Regions from separate parts of the Mus musculus genome. Here region 1 is linked to region 2. Evidence: chromatin loops called from intact Hi-C (ENCODE). Cell type or tissue: left cerebral cortex. All regions are shown on one strand. Links, peaks and the distances in the headings refer to the core of each region. The heading gives the core; the rest is flanking DNA.

Region 1 (11,274 bases), core at 3,186-8,185, 61 kb after region 2:
CCAGGCCTGGGGACCAGTCTGTGTGGACTAGCACCAGGGCCTTATCTAAAGGACTAGTTTTAAGGTACGCTGAAGAAAATGCCTTACTGTTCCATGTTCCATGCACAGGACACACTAGGGGCTTTGCAGTTAGATTCAAACTCTCCCTGCCCTGCTTGTGATCCAGCTCTGTAATGGGCGTGGACACCACAGGCTTGTCATCTGCATTGGATGATAACGGTGTACCCTGCATAAGGCGAGGTGCTCCCTATATGGACAGTGTGAGTGAGAGACTTAAGGGAAAGGGCCAGCATGGTGGTTTAAATGAGAATGGACCCATAGGCTTATAGATTTGAATATTTGGTCACCAAATGAGTGGCGAGTGGCGGTATTTGAAAGAATTAGGAGGTGTGGCCTTGCTGGGGAGAAAGTGTGTCACTGGGGGTGAGTTTTAAGGTTTCAAGGACCCAAGCCAGGCCTAGCGTCTTTTCTCCCACCGATCTGGATATAGAACTCTCAGCTCTTCCAGCAACCATATCTGCCTTTGTTCTACCACACTCTCCACCAAGGTAGACTAAACCTCTGAAGTTGTGAGCCAGCCCCAATGAAATGCTTTCTCTTCTAAGAGCTGCCTTGGTCATGTGTCTCTCTCCCCAGCAGCCGAACCCTGACAAAGCCAGCAGTCACCGTGGAAGGTGGAACACAGATGGGCACGACGCTCTTGCAGATGCGCCTTCCAGTTTTTTGACCCTGTGGTTTGAAGGGCTGCTTCCTTAAGATCTGGAAGTCAGGCTTCTGAAGGTGATGGCTGCCTTTGCCAGGACAGGGCAGGAAGGGACTGGCCATCAGTCAGTCCCCACGGCACAGAGTTCTGTCCTTAGGAAGGGTAGAGCCGAGGTGTTAGCATGTGGACTAGGCTCTGCCCCACAGTCTCTCTCTCTCTCTCTCTCTCTCTCTCTCTCTCTCTCTCTCTCTCTTGCCTTCTTGCCCCTGCTCCCCGTCTCATCCCATTCCCTTCCCCCTGTCACCATATGCTCATGGCTGACCTCTACTCTACTACTCTCTCTCTCTCTCTCTCTGCCTTTCTCTGTCTCTACTGTCCTCTCAACTCCCCTCCCCATGCCCTGAATAAACTCTATTCTATACTATACCATCATGTGGCTAATCCTTCAGGAGGAAGGGATGCCTCAGTATGGGCCAGCAGAGGCACCCCTCTTCCCCCACACCTTACCACACCACAACACGAGGGGCACATGGGAAGGGGGCCTCTAAGGTCCTTCAGACAGCCAGGAGGATCGTGGGGGAAGAAGCCTGTGTTTCTTTAGTCACCAATAAAAGTCTATTCAATAAAAATAATCCTGGCCAGGCATGGTGGCACACGCCTTTAATCCTAGCACTCGGGAGATAGAGGCAGGTAGATTTCTGAGTTTGAGGCCAGCCTGGTCTACAAAGTGAGTTCCAGGACAGCTAGGGCCACACAGAGAAACCCTGTGCACTTCCAGAGGTCCAGAGTTCAACTCCCAGCAACCACATGGTGGCTCACAACCATCTGTAATGAGATCTGACGCCCTTTTCTGGTGTCTGAAGATGGTGACAGTGTACTCACATAAAATAAATAAATCTTTTTTAAAAACCATATAAGATGATGATGATGATGATAAACTAGGAAGCCCGATGATAATAGCTCAGCTGGTGGAGCGCCTGCCCAGCGTGCACACAGCCCCTGGATCACTCGGTAGAGCCACACAGAGGCTTGGTGTGGTTTTTATGTTCACTTCCACATTTTTGCATGACCACAGCCCTCAGATTTACCCAGATACCGCAGGTCCCCGTGCTGACCTAACCCCAGCACTGCAGACTTCAGGGTGCTACCCTTCCCCAAGCCCTCAGGGGCCCCCTCTTCTCTACCCTGCAGCCTCACATCCCATCCCTCCTTCTGGACCTCTGAGGAACCCTGGTTGGTCTCCGCCTCCCTGCTTACTGTTCACTGCGAGGTTGAAGAGTAGAGGCCTGCCACCCCGAGCTGCTTTGGCTCCCTGTCCCTCATATGCTACACTTCCTTCTGTCATCCCCGTGGCCTGTACTCCCAAACACCTCGAAGGTAGGTTTTTAAATTTCGCTTACTGCTAAGTCTCTGGATGCTAAGTGCCAGGCATGAAGTAAGTCCCAATAATTGTGGCAGGTTTTTGTTTTTTGTTTTTTTTTTTTAATTTAGAAAGATTTTTTTTTTTTTTAACGTACAGGGGCAGTTTGCATGTACGTTTCTGCACCACATGCGTGCCTGGTTCCTAGAGAAGTTAATAGAGGGTGTCTGTTCTCCTGGAGCCTGAGAGTCATAGTCATTGGTCGCTAGCTGCTGTGTGGGTGTTGGGGACCAAACCTTGTCGCCTGCAAGAGCAAGTGCTCCTCCGCTACAGAAACACCTCTCCAGCCCCACTAACAGTTGGACAGATTACTGATTCGCTCCCCTACTATGAAGAAGCTGTGGGTGGTGTTTGGCTTCTGGGTGCATCTAGTAAGCACACCCGTATTTATTGAATTAATGAGTCAACAAATTGAATTTGTTGCATGGATCCAGCTACCAGGTGATGTTGAAAAAGCAGCTTTGTCTGCCTGTCACTGTTTGTCTCATTTGTAACTGCCCAGCCCCGCTCACCACCGCGGTGCTCCTGCCGCGGGTCTGTGACACAGCTTTGCAGTGCTGCTCTTCTGATGGGGATCTCCGGAGTTAGCTCTAAGGTAGGAAGATAAGCTGTAGCCCGGGACATGGGGACAAGGTCTCTAGCTGCGGGCTGTCCTGACCAGCCTGCAGCAGTTCACACGCGACACACGACACATGCGTTTTTGGAAAGAACTCTTCATTGACTGCAGCCAGGTAAACATTAGACAGTGTTTTCAGAGCGTTTGCTGGGAGACTCATTTTGGGATTCCAGAAGCATACCCTGGCCTCAGGGAATTCCCCCCTCCAAGCCAAAATTGATGATTCTCACAGGGTGTGACAGCGGCTGTCTGAATACAGCTGACATTCAAAGTGTGCCTCTGTTCTGGTGTCACCATGAAATCTTTGTGACGGACTCTTCTCCTTCCCTCTTGCTAACAGAGACAGTCTGTGTCCTCTGAAGTATAGTACAGTATAGTATAGTACAGTACAGTACAGTATAGTATAGTATAGTAAATGGTAAGAGGCCATTACATAGTTACAGAATAAAGGCAGGAATTAACACCCACTGGGTTCCAGGTGACATATGGATGGGGCAGAACTGGGAATCTCATCTCCCTAGAGCTGTTCTGCTTCACTCCCCAGAGAGTCCTGTGTTGACAGGTTGCTGCTCTGGGACTGTGGGAAGTCCCCTATAGGAAACAGCTCGATGATGAGCGAGCCCTTGCAGAATGACTAACATTGGTCCCTGTGACTGACGATGCATAGCCTCACATTTACAGTATTCTGAGGAAACAGACTCTGAGGCCCCTTGACTATCCAGAAGCTATTCAGGGGTGGATTTCAAAGCTGGCATTGAAACTGCAATCTTTTCAACCTAGGAGCAGGCATGAAGATGACCTGACCCGATGCTTTAGGTGCCAGGGAGACGTGGAGTGCTTATCTGAAGTCTACCCTAATCCTAAGACTTCTTGCTTTCCATCTGTCTCCTCTAAAATGTTTTTTTTTTTTTTTTTTTTAAAGATTTATTTATTTACTTTATGCATGTGAGTACAGTCTCTATCTTCAGACACACCAGAAGAGGGCATCGGACCCCATTACAGATGGTTGTGAGCCACCATGTGGTTGCTGGGAATTGAACACAGGACCTCTGGAAGAGCAGCCAGAGTGCTCTTAACCGCTGAGCCATCTCTCCAGCCCCTCTAAAATGTTTTGAGGTTTTTCTGTTATGTACCTGAATGTTAGTTTGAGTCTACAGACCACATGTCTCAAGTGTCAGCCAAGGCCGGAGGGTGACATCAGTTCTGAGACTGGAGTTACAGATCCTGGTAAGGCGCCATGGGGGGTGGGAGGGGCTGAGGATTTAACCAGGTTCCTCCGGAGGAGCAGCCAGTGTTCTTAACTGCTGAGCCATTCCTCAGCCCCTTCCCTGTTTCTTAAAAAATGCCAATCAAAGGAATAGCAGGAACCTGGCCAGTCCCAGGAGTTTTCAATCAAGAACACAACACAGCCAGCGTCTCTCCTCAGCCAGTATCTTATGATTCTAGGCTCGTGTTCATCTGACATCACCAGGCTTGCTTCAGGGAAATAAAGAGTTCAAGCAAGGCCTAGATCAGACACTGTGTGTGCTGTTCAAGGACCTGCAGTACCTTGAATAACAAGAAAATTATGAACTGCATAAATCTACCAGCAGCGGAATTGTTAAGGAATAGTACAACCATCAGATGGGGGTACCACGTGGTGACGAGGCAGTTAAATGATTGATGGCGGCATACCGGTGAACTGCGAGAGGCACATGGGTGCTTAGATACTCTGAAATGTATGGGAAAACATGTATCCATTAGACTAGTAAGTGTTTCATGCTGTCCAAGAAACTTTAAAGGAAAACTAATGTCAACTTTGAATTCAGTAAGCGTCTGTATTTTGTTGTTGTTTTGTTTTAAACACTAGCACTGCTTCTTACGGGGAAAGATTAGGAGTGGGCAGTATCCCCAACAGGTGCTTGGCTGGAAAGCACTGGAGGGCAAGAAGAAGCAGGGACAAAGAGGCTGGGGGTGGAGCTCAGCTCGAAAAGCGTCTGCCTAGCATCTGCGAAGCCATGGGTTCGAGTCTCAGCACCACATTAAAACAGGACTCAGGAGGTACAGGTGGGATCAGAAGTATATGGTTATCCTCGGCTACTCGAGAGAGTCAGGAAGCCACCCTGGGATACTTGAGAACTTGTCTGGAAAAAGTAAAAAACCACAGGGATGGGGCAATCCCTGCAGACCTGCAGGGAGGATGGCGATGGCAGCGACAGCTCTCGGGGACGGGCAGGTGGGCTTCCGCTCCAACTGGAAAAAAACGTGGGGCTGGCTCCGCGCTGCGTCCGGAAAACTGAGGCAGAAGGAGCAGAAGCGCTGGCGAGCAGGGTGCATACGCCCCACGGATCCCAATCCGGAACCGCTACCCGTTCCGCCAGGGGGTCGGGCGTCCGGGATCGTGGTGCTCGGGGGACGACTTCCTCCCCAGCGCTGACCTCCAGGCTTCAGCCCTGCGGCCGGTTGTCACCTCTCTTCCGTCGGGCCCTGCTAAACGGTTCGGTTCTCCCGGGGATCCGCAGCGACGGCGCTCGCTCGCTCGCTCGCTCGCTAGCTCACTCGGACCTCGGCCGGCGAGCGTAGCGCACTGCGCGTGCGCGGAGAGGGCGCGGCTGGCCGGGGCTGCGGCTGCGCAGAGGCGGTTCCAGCCCCCGCGCCTGCGCAGTGGCGGGGCGGGGCGGGAAGGAGGGAGGCGGCGGCACCGGCGGCGGCTGCTGAGGAGGAGGAGGAGGAGGCGGAGGTGGGGGAGCGGAGGGAGGTGTTTCTGTCAGTTCCGGCTGTTTGTTCGGGAAGTGGATCCGCCGCTGCCGGAGCAGCCGGGAGGGAGCTGCGGATCGCGAGGCCAGGACCGACCCCGCCCGCCCAGCTCGCCTGCCCGCCCGCGCGCGCGCGCCCGCCCGCCCGCCGCCCCCGCCCGCCATGGCCCGGGACTACGACCACCTCTTCAAGCTGCTCATCATCGGCGACAGCGGTGAGGGCCGCAGGGGCCGGAGGCGGTGTGGGCCCTGCCGGGCGCGGCCCGCGGGGGCCTCGGGGCGGGCGGGCGAGCGGGGCGGGCGGGCGAGCGAGCGAGGAGGCGCGGCCCGCGCGGGGCGGGAGGCGCGGAGCTCGGCGGGGTCGCAGGCCCCGGGGGGGCCGCAGCGAGGGGACTCCGGGGTGGCTCCTCGGCGGGGCGGGGGGCACCGAGGGCGCGGGATGCACGCACGGCCCCGGCGCTCGTTCCTGCCTCACGTGTGACCTTGGTCAAGTCGCGCGATCGCTGGAGTTGGAGAGAGCCGGGTTCGAGTCCCGGGGAGGCAAGCTTTTGCCGCTCTGTGACCTTGGGCGAGTTGTCTCGCCTCCCTTGAGCCTCAGTTCCTGCATCTGAGAAGTGGGGACTTGTTAAGCTGAGCGGTGGGATGATTCGGTGAGCTGAAAGTAGGGAAAAGCGCCTGACCCGGCATAAAGTAACCTCTAAGTAACTCACAGTGTTAGCAGCATGAGTCGCCCTGTGAAGACTCAGCGCTCCGTGAAATGGGGGTATTTCCAGGACCCGTCTCCGGGTTGCCGTGCGCTTGGATGAGGTGCGGCAGGTACAGCCATGAGCGCATTCCTTTAGAATTGTTACTAAGTCTCAGCAAGGTTCAGTTCTCATCTGTGGAATGGGAGTGGTAGATTTGCCTGCCAAGGCTGATGTGAGCACACACTTAATGAGGGGACTAGTGTTTGGCACACAGTAGGTGGACAGTGTTTGCTGTTCTCTTACCCGGGTGCTTCATTCAATATTTTAAGTGCTTTGTGTACACAAACACACACACACCACACACCTTTCAGTACCGCGCCATCTCTGATTCATAGATCAGCTTCTGGTACCCAGTGCTTAAATGCATTTGGTCAGTGAATGAGAGTCACACTGGTTTCTGGCCAAGGATGAAGCATTTTAGAGGTGTTTGGAGTATGGCAGGTGACCAGGTCCTGTGGGGTGATGGTGAGTTCAGGGAGGCAGGCCCAGGATGTTTAGGGGAGCTTAGCTGAGGTGCCAGGAATATGTGATGTTTTAGGAAGGAGGCTGGCGAGCAGCTAAGTTTATAGATCAGACTGGAGTGTGGGATAGAGAGGGTCATGTGACTTGAGACAGCCAAGTTGGTGGTAGAGCCTGTGTATTGTCAAGGAACTAGAGCTCCGTGTCCCCCCTGAGACTCAGGATATAGGCTTGTTGGCTGACGCTGTCATAGACGGACATGGAAATAAGTGGATTTTGGTCTCACGGGAGAAGCTGGGTTGGGATGTGGTTGGTGGTTTGGATCTGGTGGAAGATGGCTGAAGTCTTAGGGGGTTGCTGTTAGGGGGGGAAGGTGTCGGGAAATGCTAAGGCCTAAAGGATTGGGGTAGAAGAATAGCTGTGTCTGGGAGCGGAGTTGGAAAGCTGGAAGACTGACCTGTAGTGGTTTGAATGAAAGAAAACTAGGCAAGCTGTGTAGATAGACTTGAACTTGGACCCAGCTAGTGGCATTCTTCTGGGCTCTTGAGGGTTTGTTGACATTATGGTGATCTCTCTCCTTTCAGAGCTAAAGTCAGCCCGCTGTGGTCAGAGGTCTTTATCCCTCCTCAAGACGTGGCCAGTGTTAATATCCAAAACTCGAAAGGCCAAACTCAGCAAGAAGATGTAGCTTGTTGGCATTTTCTCTTCTGTGAAACCCAGGAAATGGTTTCTGCCTGCTTTCTTACGGTGCACCTCGCATGGTGTATTGATTTTTTTTTTTTTTTTTTCTTTTTGCTCAGAAGTCAGGTGTGGGGACAGGACTCACTGGTCAGTCTGTGTGTGACTAGCTCCAGATTCGGTGTGAGTGCAGGCCCAGCTTATGGGGAAGGAGGAGACACTATGCTGTTGGGTTTCTCCTGCCACGGAGATGACACTCAGGAACCTGGGAGATGGAAGCCAGGGAGCAGGGACCATGACATCACCGCCTGATTGCCCTGGCCCCTTGACTGTGTGCTTCTGAAGGTGTATCAACTGATCCACAGACACTCTGTTATCTGATGCTCACCCATGGTCTCTGTGGTTTGTCAGATAAGGAAACCAAGGCTCAGAGGAGAAGCCTTCGCTGCCCTAAGCTTTAGCAGCAGAGCTGTGAGTTCTAATCCCATGTGCTAACCCTGAGAGCAGGCGGCATTGGGCTGGCAGGCAGCGGGCCTCACCGGATCCTAGTGTAGCGGCTTTCAAGTCTAAGTTCTCCTCCCCCCCCCTCTGCAATGTGGTACACACTTCTGGAATGTATTCCCTGGACATGGGCATCTTTTCCTTATACCCGAGGTCCTGTCCTCTCAGCTGTCCTGACAATGGCTTTTGGTTTGTAACCGTACCCACTGGTGCCAGTCACCCTCATTCTCAGAGCCTGGAGGTTACACTAGTTAAAATCCTTCTCTTAACAGATGTGTAGACGGGAGCTGAGAGGTGGGCATGGTTGGTCTGCGGGTACAGGAGAATGTGGTCACTGAGGCAGAGTTAAAGTTGATGCCGCTTTACCTGAGTTTGCAGCAGGCTGGTTAGGTCTGTGGCCCCAGGAGAGCAGTGGGCAGAGCTGGGGTAGGTCTGTGGTACCATGCAGGGGTGAAGGGTGGTCAGCGGTGACATCCCTGTCTCCCAAGAGGCATCAAGTGTAGCATAGCAAGCCTTCAGGTTAGGTGGCAGAAGAAAGTGCTGCTGTGCTGGAGGTGGGCCCTGGACTTCTTCATTGGGTGCATCTGTAGGGTAGATAGCAGCTGGGATATTTGGGAGGTGGCACATCTTGGTTTCTGTTCCTCTCAGGAAGAGCAGAGTTGGAGGTTGGTATCAAGTCCCATGGCAGCAGACCATGTTGTGACTAGTGGGTTTTCTGCAGCCAAGGATTTCAAGTCCTTGCTGGCACTGCGGATGGTACCTCTCTCTCCCTTGGCTATTATAGATACATGAGACTAGGATAATTGATGTTGGTGATAATGATTGATGATGGTGGTGATAATAGAGGTGGTAAGGGTGGTGGTGATGATGGAGGTGGTGTCGGCAGCCAGATGTGGTATTGCACATCTTGAAACCAGCACAGGTAGGTGGCTTTGTGCTGCTGAGGCCAGTTTGGTCTGCATTGAGAGTTCCAGGCCAGCCAAACCCTGTCTAAGGGGGAAAAAATCCTGCCGTCTCCTGCCCCTCAAGTTTTAAGCGCTGCTTCCCTGGCGGCTGGGGATGCTGCTGTAATAGCATTGTGTAGCATGGCTTCACTGAGACTGTCAGCTTGTGGAGGGGCATTAAATGGTAGCTATGAAGTCCTGGGCTCAGCTCATGGCTCTGAATGAACACATAGGGTGAGGGAAGGGAGGTCTAGGTCCTGGAGAATTCACTGCTCAGTGGCTAGAAAGAGCTTTTAGCTGAGTAAGCTGGACTTAGAAGACTTTCAGGAGGAAGCAGAGGCAGCAGTGGGCCAATGGGGTGTCAGTGACAGGCAGACACCGTGAGGACCAGCCCAGAAGCCGGGCTGTCTTTGGGTTTAGCAGGAAGCCTCATGGCGGAACAATGAGGAAGTGATGCAAAGCAAGGGCATTCATTGTGAGCAGAGGGCTGAGCTACAGGTGCGCCGATGCTTTGACTGGTGCTCAGCAGCAGAGCATCCTCCCCAGACCCTCCTTGGGAAGGTAGAACCCCGTTGGACTCAAGTTCTTCACTGGAGTGGCCTGGAGAGGGTGTCTGGGGTTGGGTTAGAAACAGTTGTACAGCTGTCTGCAGCAGTGGTTTGCAACCTTGGCTACTTGAGCGCTGGGGTGGAACTGCCCTGTCTTTCAGAACTGGAGTCAAGCTCTGGGCTTCTCTCATAATAGGGACATACACTTAAATTTTGATTTTAGTCACGGGGCATTTTTGGTGTCCTAGGATAGGATTTGGTGCCTCTGAAGGCGTCTCTGTTCGACATAGAACAGACGGGAGGTGTATGGGAGCCGTGGGGTCACTTTATGCTGGTTCCTGTAAAGGCTGCACGAGGAGGATGGCTGACACGACATGCTCTGCTTATTTTTTATAAATATATATACATACATATATATATATATATATACACACACACACACATACACACACACACACATACACACACACACACACACACACACACACACATACACACACACACATACACACACACACACACACATACATACACACACACACACACACACACACACACACACACACATATATATCTTTTGGCTGCTTTTGTTTTAAGTCATGCTTCATTACTGGGATACACTGTGCTTGTTCTTGTGTAGCAGTTCCACAGAAGTGAGGATGTCTGGGGTATTTAAAGTTTTCTTGGTACTGCAAAATTGCTTTTCAAAGAAACTGAAGTCATTTGCATTTCTATTAAAGGGGCTGAAAATGCCCCCATTCAGGGCTAGGAGTATAGTTCAGTTGGTAGAATGTTTGTTTCACATGCACAGAGTCCTGGGTTCGATCCCCAGCATCCCTATAGCCCCAGTATTTGGGAGGTAGAGGCAGAAGAATTGGATTCAAGGTCATCCTGTACTACTGTGAGTTCAAGTCTGACTGAGGCTAGGTGGTAATTAATCTCCAACACCACCCCCCCCCAAAAAAAAGAGGGGGAGAAGGGAAAGGAAGAAGGAAGGAAGGAAGGAAGGAAGGAAGGAACAAACAAGCTGGCAGGCTCTCAGCAGAGGTGTCCAGTGCTGCTCCAGAAGCCTGGACTTGAATCTGGGCTTACTTTTTACTGGGGGAACCTTAGGTCTTAGCTGCTCATTCCGTAAGCCTTGGTTTCCTCATGTGAAGAGACAGAGTTGGAATTCTTGGGAGCATCAGGAGCCACCACATAGACTTGAGTGTGCGACTATCTTTATTCTGAGGCTGGCTGATCTAGCCACTTTGGGGTGGTGGAGGCAGAGGGCAGGAGGCAGGTTGGTGTTCTTGCCAACCAGAGTCACTGTGTTTGGCGGTCTGGAGGGGGCGGGCGAGCAGGCGGGCATGTTTGCAAGGCACATCAAGGAGCTGCATTGGCAAGTCCAGAGGCCCAGGCACTCGGGTGGTCACCAAGTAGGGGTTCTGGTCGTGTGATCCTCACTTTCTTCACCTACAGAATATCCCTGATAAAATCAGGGGCTCTTTCCACCTTTGAGTTTCTGTGCAAACTAAAGTGGCATGAAGTTTGCTGAGGACGCACTTGGACAGGTCTCGTTTGCTTGACCTTCCTCTTGCGTGTCTCTGTTGTCTGGTGTCTTCCTCCAGGCTGCTGGGGCAGCCCACAGAGCAGGGCCTGGGCATGAGTCCCTCCATCATCTCCCCCAGAGGGTTTGGGAGCAGCTTGTCTTACATGAGACGGAGGGAAAGGTCAGCGATTGAGTGGAAGATGTTCTTGCTGTGCGGGGAGACAGGCTGCCCTTGAGAAGAATTCTGGCCCCACTGGGCTAAGGAAGGATGGGCTAAAAGGAGGAACCTCCTCCCCCAGCTTATCTCATGTGCTCTGTGTTGCAGGTGTGGGCAAGAGCAGCTTGCTGTTACGATTCGCAGACAACACCTTCTCAGGTGAGTCCTCCCTGGGT
Region 2 (11,274 bases), core at 3,724-8,723:
CATTCTCCAAGCACACTCTTGAGTTATAGTAAAAATTCAATAATTGTCCTAAGACATCGAACTCTTCCTCAACCCTGTCCCTAGCTGTCTGCAGTTGAGGCTCCCAGCAGGTCACGCAATTCCCGGGTCATCCCTGCATCCCTCCCGCGTACCTCACCATCACCTGTTCTAACCTCCAAGCCTCTTGGGCCTGAGACTAGTCTTTGGGTTCATTCCTGGGGCCTAGGAAACAGCACGATGGGGGGTGTCGGTGCTGGACCCGGGATCCCCCCAAGGATGCCAGAGCTGCAGGGCGCTGTCCGGGGGAGGCCGAATCGAGGAGATCCCGCGCCCAGGGGCTGCAGAGCACGACCTGCGGCCGCCCTCCCGCCCGGGGGCGCCAGGCCTCGCCTTGCCGCGTGGGCCCTGCTGTGACCCGGAAGCGCTCCGGAAGCGGTTCCGGACTGGGCGCCGGCAGGATGGCGGCGGACACGCAGGTGAGGCGGGCGGCTGCGGCGGCCAACGCGGCGGGCGGCGGGGACCGGACCCGGAGCGCGGGCAGTGGGGCGGCGGGATTGCCCGGGCGGAGGCTGCGGCGCCCACGGCCGCGGAGGGCGCAGACGGAAGCGGCGGCGCGGGGGAAGGGGGCGGCGGCTGCTCGCGGCTCGAGGCTCCGGCCGGCCTGGGCGAGCAGAGCGACCCTGGACTCGAGCATCTTGCCATCCGCTTGGCTTCGGGGTAGCGGGTGCCGTGCTGGGGCTGTGCGGGTCCCGGCGGTGGCAGAGCTTACACTCGGCGTCGGCTACGGTTCTCCGGAGCCCGCGGGGCGATGCAGAGGCCCCCCGACTCTGTGCCCACACTCGGAGCGTAGCCTTTTTATGTCCATACGGGTTCGGAGTTGAGCCTCCGCTCGTTGGTTTCGTCAAGGCGTTGGATCAATGACATCACCCCTCAGGGTCTCGGTCCTTTTAACATTTGGTGGTGGTGATAATACCGATATCCTATGTTATTTTATGGGAAGATGTATTGAGACAAAATAGTAGGGTCCCATGTGGGTTTGCTGGGTGTTAACTGGGTCCTGGGTGAGATCTCAAAATGTCTTCACCTGCGAAGAGTCGTGACACCGTTGTGCGTTCACACCTGTGGGTACCTTGCAGTTCAGGGAGGCGTTGAGGCTACCCCCTTCTCCATCTCAGCCTCTTTTGTAGCCTCGTGGAAGGATGAAATAATAAATAAGAAACATAATTTTTTTTTCTCTCCATGTCTCCATCCCACCCTCCCTTTTCAAAAATGTAGATCAAGGCCAGGTAGTGGTGGCGCGGTGGTGGCACGTCTCTAATCCCAGCACTTGGAAGGCAGAGGCAGGTGGATCTCTGAGTGCCAGTCCAGCCTGGTCTACAGAGGGAGTTCCAGGCAGACATGGGTACACACACACACACAAAACCCCTGTCTTGAGAAACAAACAAATTAAAAATATATATATATAGTGAGTTGGCTTTGAACTTGTAGCCATCTTGCCTGTGGCTTCTTAATGGGTGGGTGGGGGGCTTACCCTGCCTGGCAGGAACGTATTTAAAAAACAGTTTGAGTCTCTGGGGTGAGATTAATTGATTTTTATGTTTGATCCTCAAGGCCCGCCAAAGAGGAGCCATTTAACCTGATCATTAAAAAGATGCTTTGCAAGGGTCTTCAGTAAAAGGGTTTGGTAATTTGTTTAGACAGAGCTGCGTCTTAGTGAATCCTAAGAAGGGAAGTTACTTAATGTTTCTGAATATTTAAGAATCTTCTCCCTAGAGTTGTGTTATTTAGTAGTAGGTTACCTAACTGTGCTATCAAAAGAGCCGTAAAGCTTACTTAAGTTCGTCAGAATTAAATGAAATTTAAAAATTCGGTTCTCCACCTGTGCTTCAAGTGATTTGTCCTTCATGTCTTCAGAGCAGCCACATCAGGTTTGTCATTTCAGAAAATCCTCTCTTGGGCAGTGGTGTCTGCAGAGATATCGGTGGACTTGGGAGGTGTGAGAGCTGATCTTTCCAATGCCCAGTGTGACTCCTAGAGGCTCTTAGCATATAAGGTTTCCAGTGGGAAACTTTTCCTATCTTACTTTGTAGCGCTGGGGACCCAGCCCAGGGCCCTCACGCTTGCTGGGCAAGGGCTGAGCAACAAGCTATTCCTAATCTGGCAACTTCTGATTAAGGAAAAGAGCTTCGACTTCCTTGTCAAATATGAAAAGTTCCTGCATATTTGTGAGAGAACTATCACTATGAGTTTAATGCTTTGTTATTGCCCAGCGTGGTGGCACAGGGGTTTTGTTGTTTTGTTTTTTTGTCACAGTACTCGGGAATCAGAGACAGCAGGATCTCTCAAAGTTCCATGCCATCCAAGGCTGCACTGTGATAAGACCTTGTCTCTAAAAAAAAAAAATAAAGAAAATAAAAGGAAGTTTAATGTTACCATATTGGAAGGCAGAGGGTAGTACATATGCATTATTTTCTCAAACCTCAGTAAGGTTGGTAAAGCATTTAAAAAATTATAATACGGGGCCAGCAAGATGTTTTATTGGGTAAAAGTGCTTGTTGATGTGCCAGCAAAATGGCCTGAGTTTTGACCCCTGTATCCCTTGGTGGAAGGAGAGAACTGATTCCTGAAAGTTGTCCTCTGACCTGTGCACGCATGAGCGCACGTGTGTGTACACACACACACACACACCATGGCATGTGAACATCTGAACACATGCACGGTGCACATACACATGCGCATGCTCTCTAGGCTGTGTGGGAACCCAGTGGTGGAGTCTGGCATCCACGAGTTCCATCCCTAGCATCCCTCCTCCAAGATATTTTAGGGCGGAGGGCAGGCTCGGTGATGGACCTTGTGTCTGGCATGTACATTTCAAGCCTTGTTGTCTGGTCCCCAGCACAGCAAGGCAGACCCAGCAAATGGATGTGGGAGCAGCAGTGCACAGGCAGCAGTGGCCAAGTCTGGAGGCTAGAACGTGAGAAGAGGTAGAGTTTGGTTGGTTGGTTTTTGAGTCAGGGTTTCTCCGTGTAACCCTGGCTTTACTGGAACTCTGTAGACCAGGCTGGCCTCAAACTCAGAGAGCTCTTCTTCTGCCTCCCAACCTTGGTATCAAGGGTGTGCACACACACACCCCGTCCCCCGTGAGATACAGATTTCCGAACACTGAAGGAAATGACTCCTGATCCGTGAGCTAGGAAACTCAGGAACCAACGGGAAGACCTTGCAGAACCTCTGAAAGGCAGAGCTCACGGGATCAGGATCCTTCACTGATGGAGATGTTTCCAGACCAGAGTTCTCAGCACTGTGGATAAAATAGTCTTACAGCAAAGCATTTGACCATGAAATTTCAGAATCTTTAAAAAAAAAAAAAAAAAAAAAGGCCTAGAAGTTTCTAGACAGAAAACCCGATCCCTTCTAAAAGATCAAAGCAGAACCAGGCATTCCTAGAACCAAACACAGTAGGTTAGAGTTGGAGGCCTGCTTGTACATAGTGCGACCAACCATGTCAGAACAAAAAATATTACAACAGCTTTGGTCTTCCCAACCCTAGGTAAAGGTTAGCATTCAGTGGAGGAGTACAGTCGCCTCAGTGTTCTGAAGGACAGTGATTTCAGCATGGAGTTCTGCGTCATGGCAGACTTGACTATGAGGCTCGAGCCTTTTCACGGACCCTGGGGGCACTTGTGGTGGTTACCTTACACATGGAAGAACAGAGAACTCAGGGAGACAGGCTCCTGGACGAAGGGCAGAATCTTCCGGAATAAAGACACACAACCAAGAATTTGAGTTGAATAATTAATAAGATTAGGAAGAACACCGCAAACAGGATCGTGGGAAGGGCAATTATTAACTCCAGGGAAAGGCATTCTAGGCGGAATGAGGAACACAGTCATTAAATGGAGGTCGTGTCGGTACTGTTTCCGTACAGTTCCAGCATCAATCACCGCAGCTGGCTCATTGTGACCCTGAGGACTGCTATTGATGGGATGGAGAGAGTGGTGGGGTCAGAGTCCGAAGGCCACTGGCGGGAAAACAAAAGTCTCACTGCAAGCACCTCCATGTTTGGGAACAGTGGAGGTGACACTGAAGTGCTGGCCAGGCTCAGGCTTGGGGGACAGATCTGGAGCTCCTGGGCTCTTTGCCGGTATGGAAGTGAGAACAAAGGACACTTAAATTACCAAAGCCAGCCGGGCGTGGGGGCACATTCCTTTCTCTGAGCACTGGGGATGCAGGCAAGTTCAAGGCCAGCTTGATCTGTATAGTGAGTTCCAGGACAGCCAGGGCCATAAGAAAACCAAACCAAACCAAAAACAAACAAACAAACAAACAAACAATCAAAAAGCAAGAAATAGTTTGGAGACCACCGTGTCCATTCCCTAGAGAATTAGAGTAGGAATTTAAGCATAAAAGAAAAAGCAGGAACCGGTGAGCCCGATCCCGGGACCCACTGTGGGGAACTCCCACAAGTTGTTCCCTAATCTCCACACTCAACGTTTGCCCTTCTCCAAAGTACACGTAAAAAGAAGGCATTGTTCATTGTCTGTGCCCTTGACTCAAGTTACTGATTTAAACTTCCTGTGGATGAACTGCCCTCAAAACCAGTGTCCTCTTCCCCGCTCGGAGCCGTCCATTGCCCTGTGGACCTGCAGCCTGCCACAGGAAGTTTGCAGACTACCGCTCAGGAGCAGGTTTCCCCGGGGTCTCAGACTGTTCACATACTGCGTGTGTGCTAACTCAGTTGAAGGAGGCTGTGGACGCCTTGGCACCCTTTTATAGACGAGCTTGGGTTCAGGGTTAGTTCTGAGAACACAGGTGCTGTGGCACTGGCTCCGCTTTGAGGCAGAGGCTTTTACTGTGGAAGTGGGAGATGGGCCTGTTGGTGCTGCCCCCACAGGCTTATTAATGGTAGTAGGCTTTTTGAGTGAATTAGAATTAGTTGCCATACTAGTCCCAAGAGTTAAGAGCTGTTAATTAATTGCCTTCGTTAGAGAAACTGAACCTGAGAGCTGCCGTTGTCTGACTTGGCGTCCACAGCTAGTGAGACCGAGCTGGGATCCAGCCTCTTGGTCTTTCCCCATTAGTGAGAGCTGTGTGCTTCTCTTCTGCCAGAGTGGCAAGGTCCTGGCTTTCTCCCTGGGAGGTCAGAGTGTGACCCTGGTAAGGGAGAGCCTGCTGGGTGTACTGTGGGCCTTCCCTAGACTTCACAAACTGGGATTTTTGAGGTATAGTTTACATGTAAAAAAAAAAAAAGTACTGCCATTTATTTATTCATTCATGCATTTATTTATTTGAGACAGGGTCTCTTTATATAGACCAGGCAGGCCTTGAACTCACTGAAATTCTTCTGCCCCCTTCTGGGATTAAAGGTGCATGTTATCTTGCCTGGCTTGTACTGCCTTTTTAAATGTATTTGTTGTGTTGGGACTGTTGTAGGTTGTGTATCTTGATTATATCCACCCCCGCTCCCCCTCTCTCTACCCAGTGCCCCAGGACAGACCCTTTCCACATTCATGATCACTTAACGGAAATCTTTTTTGGGGGGCGGGGGGGGGTTTGGAGACAAGGTTTCTCTGTGTAGCCCTGGCTGTCCTGGAACTCACTCTGTAGACCAGGCTGGCCTCGAACTCAGAAATCCACCTGTCTCTGCCTCCTGAGTGCTGGGATTAAAGGTGTGCGCCACCACGTCTGGCTAGTTAACGGAAATCTTATTTCATGTGTATGTGTGAGTGCCTGTCTGTTTGTTAGTGCACTGTGTGTCTGCAGAGGCCAGAAGAGGGCATCAGGTCCCCTGGAACTGAAGTTCCAGATGGCTGTGAGCTGCTGTGTGGGTGCTGAGAACTGAGTCTCAGTCTTCCGCCAGATCAGCAAGTGCTCTTAACTCCTAAGCCATCTTTAAAAATAGGTGTATTTACTTTGTTTGGGTATGTACGTGTGCGTGAATGTGCTCTTGTGGGCCTGTGCCACACTGTGTGTGGAAGTCAGAGGATTGACTGTGGGTCCTTTGGTGTTTGGGTCCTCTGATTTGGTATTTGGTGCAGTTAGTGCTGCTGATGTGAGTGCGGGGGTGGGGCCGCCTGCTGGGGGGGACGGAGGTGGTGGTGGTGGTGGTCGTCAGTCTTCCAGTGCTCACCTCTTAGGAAAGAGGCTTTCCCTCACCCATAGTCATCAACCAGGGGTGAACTTTTGGGGTGTTTATGAAAGGATGCTTTCTGTCTAGAGGCTTCTGAACTTTGCCTTGCCTTGCCCGAGTTCAAGAAAAGTATGTTGAGTGGATGAAGACAGTGTATCTACACTGAGGGTGCTGTTTGTTCCCTGTGTCTGGAGATTCTACACCATCTAGGGACTTGATTGTCACAACTAGGGCAGGAGGAGAGTGGGCTGAAACTGGCTGTGACTAGTGGGTGGAGCTGAGAAATGCTTTTAAAACCCCATAATGCACAGAGGCAGCTTCCCATGACAAGATGTTATCCAGCCCCAGCTGTCAGAACGCAGCTCTGCCTGTGCACACACACACACACACACACACACTCAGCGTTTGTCATGTCTGTTGAAACTTTGTGTGGGTTTGGTCTTCGCAGGTTTCCGAGACACTGAAGCGCTTCGCTGTGAAGGTGACAACAGCCAGTGTGAAGGAGCGGAGAGAGATTCTCAGTGAACTGGGGCGATGCATCGCCGGCAAAGGTGTGTATTTGCCTGTTCCTGCACTGCTGTGTCTGAGGGAAGTCAGGGTGCGCGCTCTCTTTCTCCCTGAGCTGATGAGACGACCCTGCTCGTCTGCTTCTGACTACACCTTTTTTTTTTTAATGTTCTTCAAAACAGTTGAAACATTTGGGTCGGTGCAGGTAGGTTTGTTTTGTTCTGTTTCAAGACAGGATTTCTCCAGTTAGCCCTGGCTGTCCTGGAACTTGCTCTGTACTCCGGGCTGGCCTCAAACTCAAGAGATCCGCCTGCCTCTGCCTCACGAGCACTAGGATCAAAGGTGAGCCCCACCACCGCCCGGCCATTATTTGTAGGTTTTTTTTTTAAATTATTTATTATTTATTTAATGTATAAGAATACTGTACTGTTGCTGTCTTCAGACACACCAGAAAAGGGCATTGGATCCCATTGCTGATGGTTGCGAGCCACCATGTGGTTGCTGGGAATTGAACTCAGGATCTCTAGAAGAACAGTCGGTGCTCTTACCCGCTGAGCCATCTCTCCAGCCCCCTTATTTGTAGTTTTAATTATGTTGATTCTTGAGCAGTATACTGGGCACACAGATATTTTCTTTGTATGTCCACGGACATGAGAAGATGGTAGCAGGTGGCGTCCAGCTAAGTACCCTAAGTCTAGCTGAGATTGAGAGATGTGTGTTTTCTAATGCGCCCCGAGAACAGTCCCTACAGGCGCTTGCATTTTACTAACTTTTCTTTTTGCGGGGAGAGTAGTGGTGGTTGTTTGAGAAAAGGACTCCTTAGAATGGACTCCTTAGAATGGCCTTGAATCCCACTCTCCTTATTTAGCACTCAGTCCTGGAATTATAGGTGTGCACTACTGCACCAAACTCAAACAAACCAGCCGGCCTACCTTCCATCCCTCCCTCCAACCCTCCCTCCCAAGACAGGGTCTCCCTGGATGGACCCAGCTACCTTGTAGTGCATGTCTGTCCTCTGTCCTCAGCCTCCCCAGGGCTGAGCTTACAGATGTAAACCACCACATCTGGCTTTTCCTTCCAATCTTCTCTCACATTCCCACCTGCTGCTTCAAACCTGTTGTTGCCTGGGTAACAGGCAAGTTTGTTAAAGCTGTAAGTGGTGTCAGTTGCTGCGTGAGTTTCTCAGCTGTCCTGTGTGTGAGTGCTGTAGTGTATAATTTTATGCCTACTCGGAGGCGACTCTCTCAAGGCCCCAGTCTGTTAAGGCTGCTGTGCAGAGATGCCAAGTATATGCTTGTACTGAGCCGTGCTGGTTAGATTTCCCTGCAGGCTAACTGCCAAGTACTACATCCCTCACACACACACACACACACACACCCGTTTATGGAGTAAGTTTGAATTCTGCGTCTCAGTTTATGAACTACTCTGAGTCTTTGAGGGTGGTTTTGCTTTTCTGGCACCCTGAATGTACAGTTCCAAGTAAGTTGTACTTGTGAGGTGCTGTGGTGTGAACACCCAGCCTCCTTCCTGGAATCTGTAGCTTTCAGTCCTCTAACACTCCGGGCCTAGGCTGAACATGAGCTCCTGTGATGCCTCTCAAGGGCTGGTGAGGCGGGGGTGTGAGAGCATCTGCAGCTCGGGACAGCGGACACGAGCGCTGGGTGTTTCCTGTCATTGTTCCTGGTCTGTCAGCTTGGCTGCTGTTTCCTTAGTGCTGATAGCCCCACAGGCTCGGAGTTCTGCTTGTTTCCTCTCCATCGTTTGGGCTCCTGAAATGGGACGTGCTGAGAAAGCTCCTCCTGGGCTTCATCCACCTCATACAGGGGCTGAGTTTCCCCAGACAAATTTCTCTGCTGACTGCTTGCTCTGGTCTGCCGGGTCCTGCTTGTCCCAGCTGACTCACCAGCATGCCAGGGCATTCTTGTTCCGCCTGGCTGCCCCTCTGGCTGGCCTGCTGGCTTCCTGTTGTTTATTTTTTCCTTGGAAGGTGGGTTTACAGCAGAGCCCACTGGGTGGGGCAGTGCCTTGGTTTACAGAGCGGCCTGAGTGCTCTCCTCAGAGCCTTCTTCCCTGTCTTCCTGCCCTCTCTGTATTTCCCACAGTTGACAAATGCAGGTTTGGGCTTTCAGGGCTGTCTAGTTCCAGGCATGCCTGTCCTGTCCTGGTTCTTAAGCTTTTCTCCCCCCCCCCCCCCCCACCTTTTTTTTTTTTTTTTTTTTGAGACAGTCTCTGTAGTTCAGGCTCTCCTTGAACTCAACTATGTAGTCCAGGCTGGCCTAGAACTCACAGAAATCCACCTGTCTCTGCCTCTGCCTCCCTGAGGGCTGGGATTAAAGGCATGCATCACCACACCTGGTTTATGAACTGTAAAAAAATGTTGTCATTTTGTGTGCATGCCTGTTTGTGTATGGTATGCTTACAAGTGTCAGGATGCACACGTGAAGGACAGAGAACCTTCTGGAGGCAGCTCCTTCCTTCCTCCTTTACGTGGTCCCAGGGGTGAGATTAAAGTCAGGCTTATAGAGTATGCATGTACCTTTACCCACTAAACCACCTTGCCCACCAGTTTTTGTTTTGTTTAGTTTAGAAACAGGGTGTCTGTCTGTCTATATATTTTTGAGATAGTTTTCACTGTGTAGCTCTGGCTGGCTTGGAACTCACTATGTAGGTGACACTGACCTTTAACTCACGTAGATCTGCCGGCCACTGCTGCGATTAAAGGTGTGCCTCACTACATGTGGCCTTCCTGCTGACTTGTAGACCACTTATTAGACTGTATGTGAGCAAGTACCTTCCGAGCATCACCAACAGCACAGTTTAAAGCCAGCGCCCAGGCCGGAGAGCAGAGCAGGCAGTCGTAGCCCTGCTGAGCCCTGCTCTGTAGGGAGAGGGAGATGCTGGGGTCTTGGGCTTCTTCTATCCATCGTTGGTTTAGCAAGTGTCTCCTGCACTCGGGGCGTTTCTGTTCCATGTGCCTGTTTTCTCCTTGAGATTTTACAAGGTGCGGGGCTTACTAGGGCGTCTGGTACCAGGATCCCAGCTGACAGGACTGATGTAAGCGGACACTCACCGCTGTGCTTGTTGTTGAGACTCTGTGAACTCTGCTTTCAGATCTGCCAGAGGGAGCCGTGAAAGGGCTCTGCAAGTTGTTCTGCTTGACACTGCATCGATATAGGTGAGCCCCCAGAGACCAGGGCTTAGACCGTGCCATACAGCGACACTGTGTCAGAGAGACAGCATGGGGCAGTGGGGAGAGCCCCTAGTTGTTAGAGCCAGACTCTTAGGTTCATGCTCTTAACTACTGGATCCTGGGCAAGTTACTTAGCCTCCCTATGCCTCAGTTTTCTCATCTGCAAAATGGGGATGATAGCATTTTGTACCTCATGGGAAGTTGTTAGTGTGAAGGCCTGGGACACTGCCTGCCTTATTATAATATCTCAGCGCATGTATGCAATCATTAGCTGCACTTATAAAGCTATAAAGGAGTCATGGGGCATATACACCATGAGCATAGATTCTGCCCTTCTTGTCATCCTGTGCTCTTTCTGGGGTGAGGTGGGTTTATCAGGTTCATCTCTGTCCCCTAGGGGCCCCTGAAATGTAGGACCATGAGTGTCCCCCCGAAGAGCAGTGCTTGACTTCAGCAGCCCTGTCTCTGCTGAGGTCACATGTCACTACCCCTTCCTTCCCTCTTTAGAGACGCAGCCTCTCGCAGAGCCCTGCAGGCAGCCATCCAGCAGCTGGCCGAGGCCCAGCCAGAGGCCACCGCCAAGAACCTCCTGCACTCTCTCCAGTCTTCAGGGGTTGGCTCCAAAGCATGTGTTCCCAGGTACGGGCCTGGGGCTGCGGGCCTCCGGGGGGTGGTGCCAACTTCTCAGGTAGGCTGGTGTAGAGCCACTGGTGGGAGCACATCTGGCCCTCTTACCTTTGTACTCTGAATGGCACTAGAGAGCGCCTCTGAGTGGGGAGAGGAACCAAGTTAGTAGAGAAAAGATCCAGTGGGCCCGAGGCACTGGATGGGCAAAGCTTTATATACTTGTTCATGTACATTTTATGTGAATGAGTCTCTTACTGCACGTATGTCTGTATACTATGTGCATGCCTAGAACCTGAGGATACCAGGGGAGGGGGTCAGGTCCCCGGGACAGTGGGAGCTGCCATGTGGTTGCTGTGAGAATCGAACCCAGGTCCTTTGGAAGAGCAACCTGTGTTCTTGTTTTTTGGTTTTTTGTTTGTTTGTTTTGTTTTTTGTTTTTGTTTTTTTCGAGACAGGGTTTCTCTGTATAGCCCTGGCTGTCCTGGAGCTCACTTTGTAGACCAGGCTGGCCTCGAACTCAGAAATCCGCCTGCCTCTGCCTCCCAAGTGCTGGGATTAAAGGCGTGCACCACCATGCCCGGCTGCAACCTGTGTTCTTAACCCCTCTTAGCCGTCTCTCCAACCTCATCTTGTTTTTACTGTCCCAAACATCAAGGGATGGGATTTAGCCAGTGAGGCCTGGACGCTTGTCCTGTTTATCACTGATGGTGTTGGGGGAGGGTTCATACACACACACCATGCTGTGCCACAGGGTGAACATTGTTGTCCCCCCCCAATCCCCCGTGGAGGCTGGAACCCCGCACTAAGCTCTTCTCCTCCC

What was found. Hi-C counts contacts between places; a loop is a spot of excess contacts. Peaks named below come from ENCODE experiments on the same cell type or tissue, not always from the same donor. Only the 100,000 strongest peaks of a DNase experiment are listed, where the experiment ranks them.
Region 1: a loop joins it to region 2, with 2.4 times the contacts of the local background. A loop is called at or near these places in 3 of 42 quality-filtered maps.

The regions. Positions count from the first base shown.
Region 1 is chr5:115,626,510-115,637,783 of GRCm38, forward strand. It overlaps Rab35 (RAB35, member RAS oncogene family), which reads left to right and starts at 5,478. Exons shown (of 6, transcript NM_198163.1): 1 at 5,478-5,689; 2 at 11,207-11,257. The coding sequence starts at 5,638. It overlaps 1110006O24Rik (RIKEN cDNA 1110006O24 gene), which reads right to left and starts at 5,307. Exons shown (of 1, transcript NR_027810.1): 1 at 4,540-5,307. In left cerebral cortex, for the core only: a CTCF peak has its summit at 5,097; DNase peaks (open chromatin) are centred at 5,064, 5,392, 6,170, 6,604 and 1 more place; H3K4me3 peaks cover 2,439 bases; H3K27ac peaks cover 1,476 bases.
Region 2 is chr5:115,564,831-115,576,104 of GRCm38, forward strand. It overlaps Gcn1 (GCN1 activator of EIF2AK4), which reads left to right and starts at 433. Exons shown (of 58, transcript NM_172719.2): 1 at 433-476; 2 at 6,579-6,681; 3 at 9,749-9,812; 4 at 10,335-10,466. The coding sequence starts at 459. In left cerebral cortex, for the core only: no CTCF peak of the experiment used is centred there; DNase peaks (open chromatin) are centred at 6,448 and 8,080; H3K27ac peaks cover 548 bases.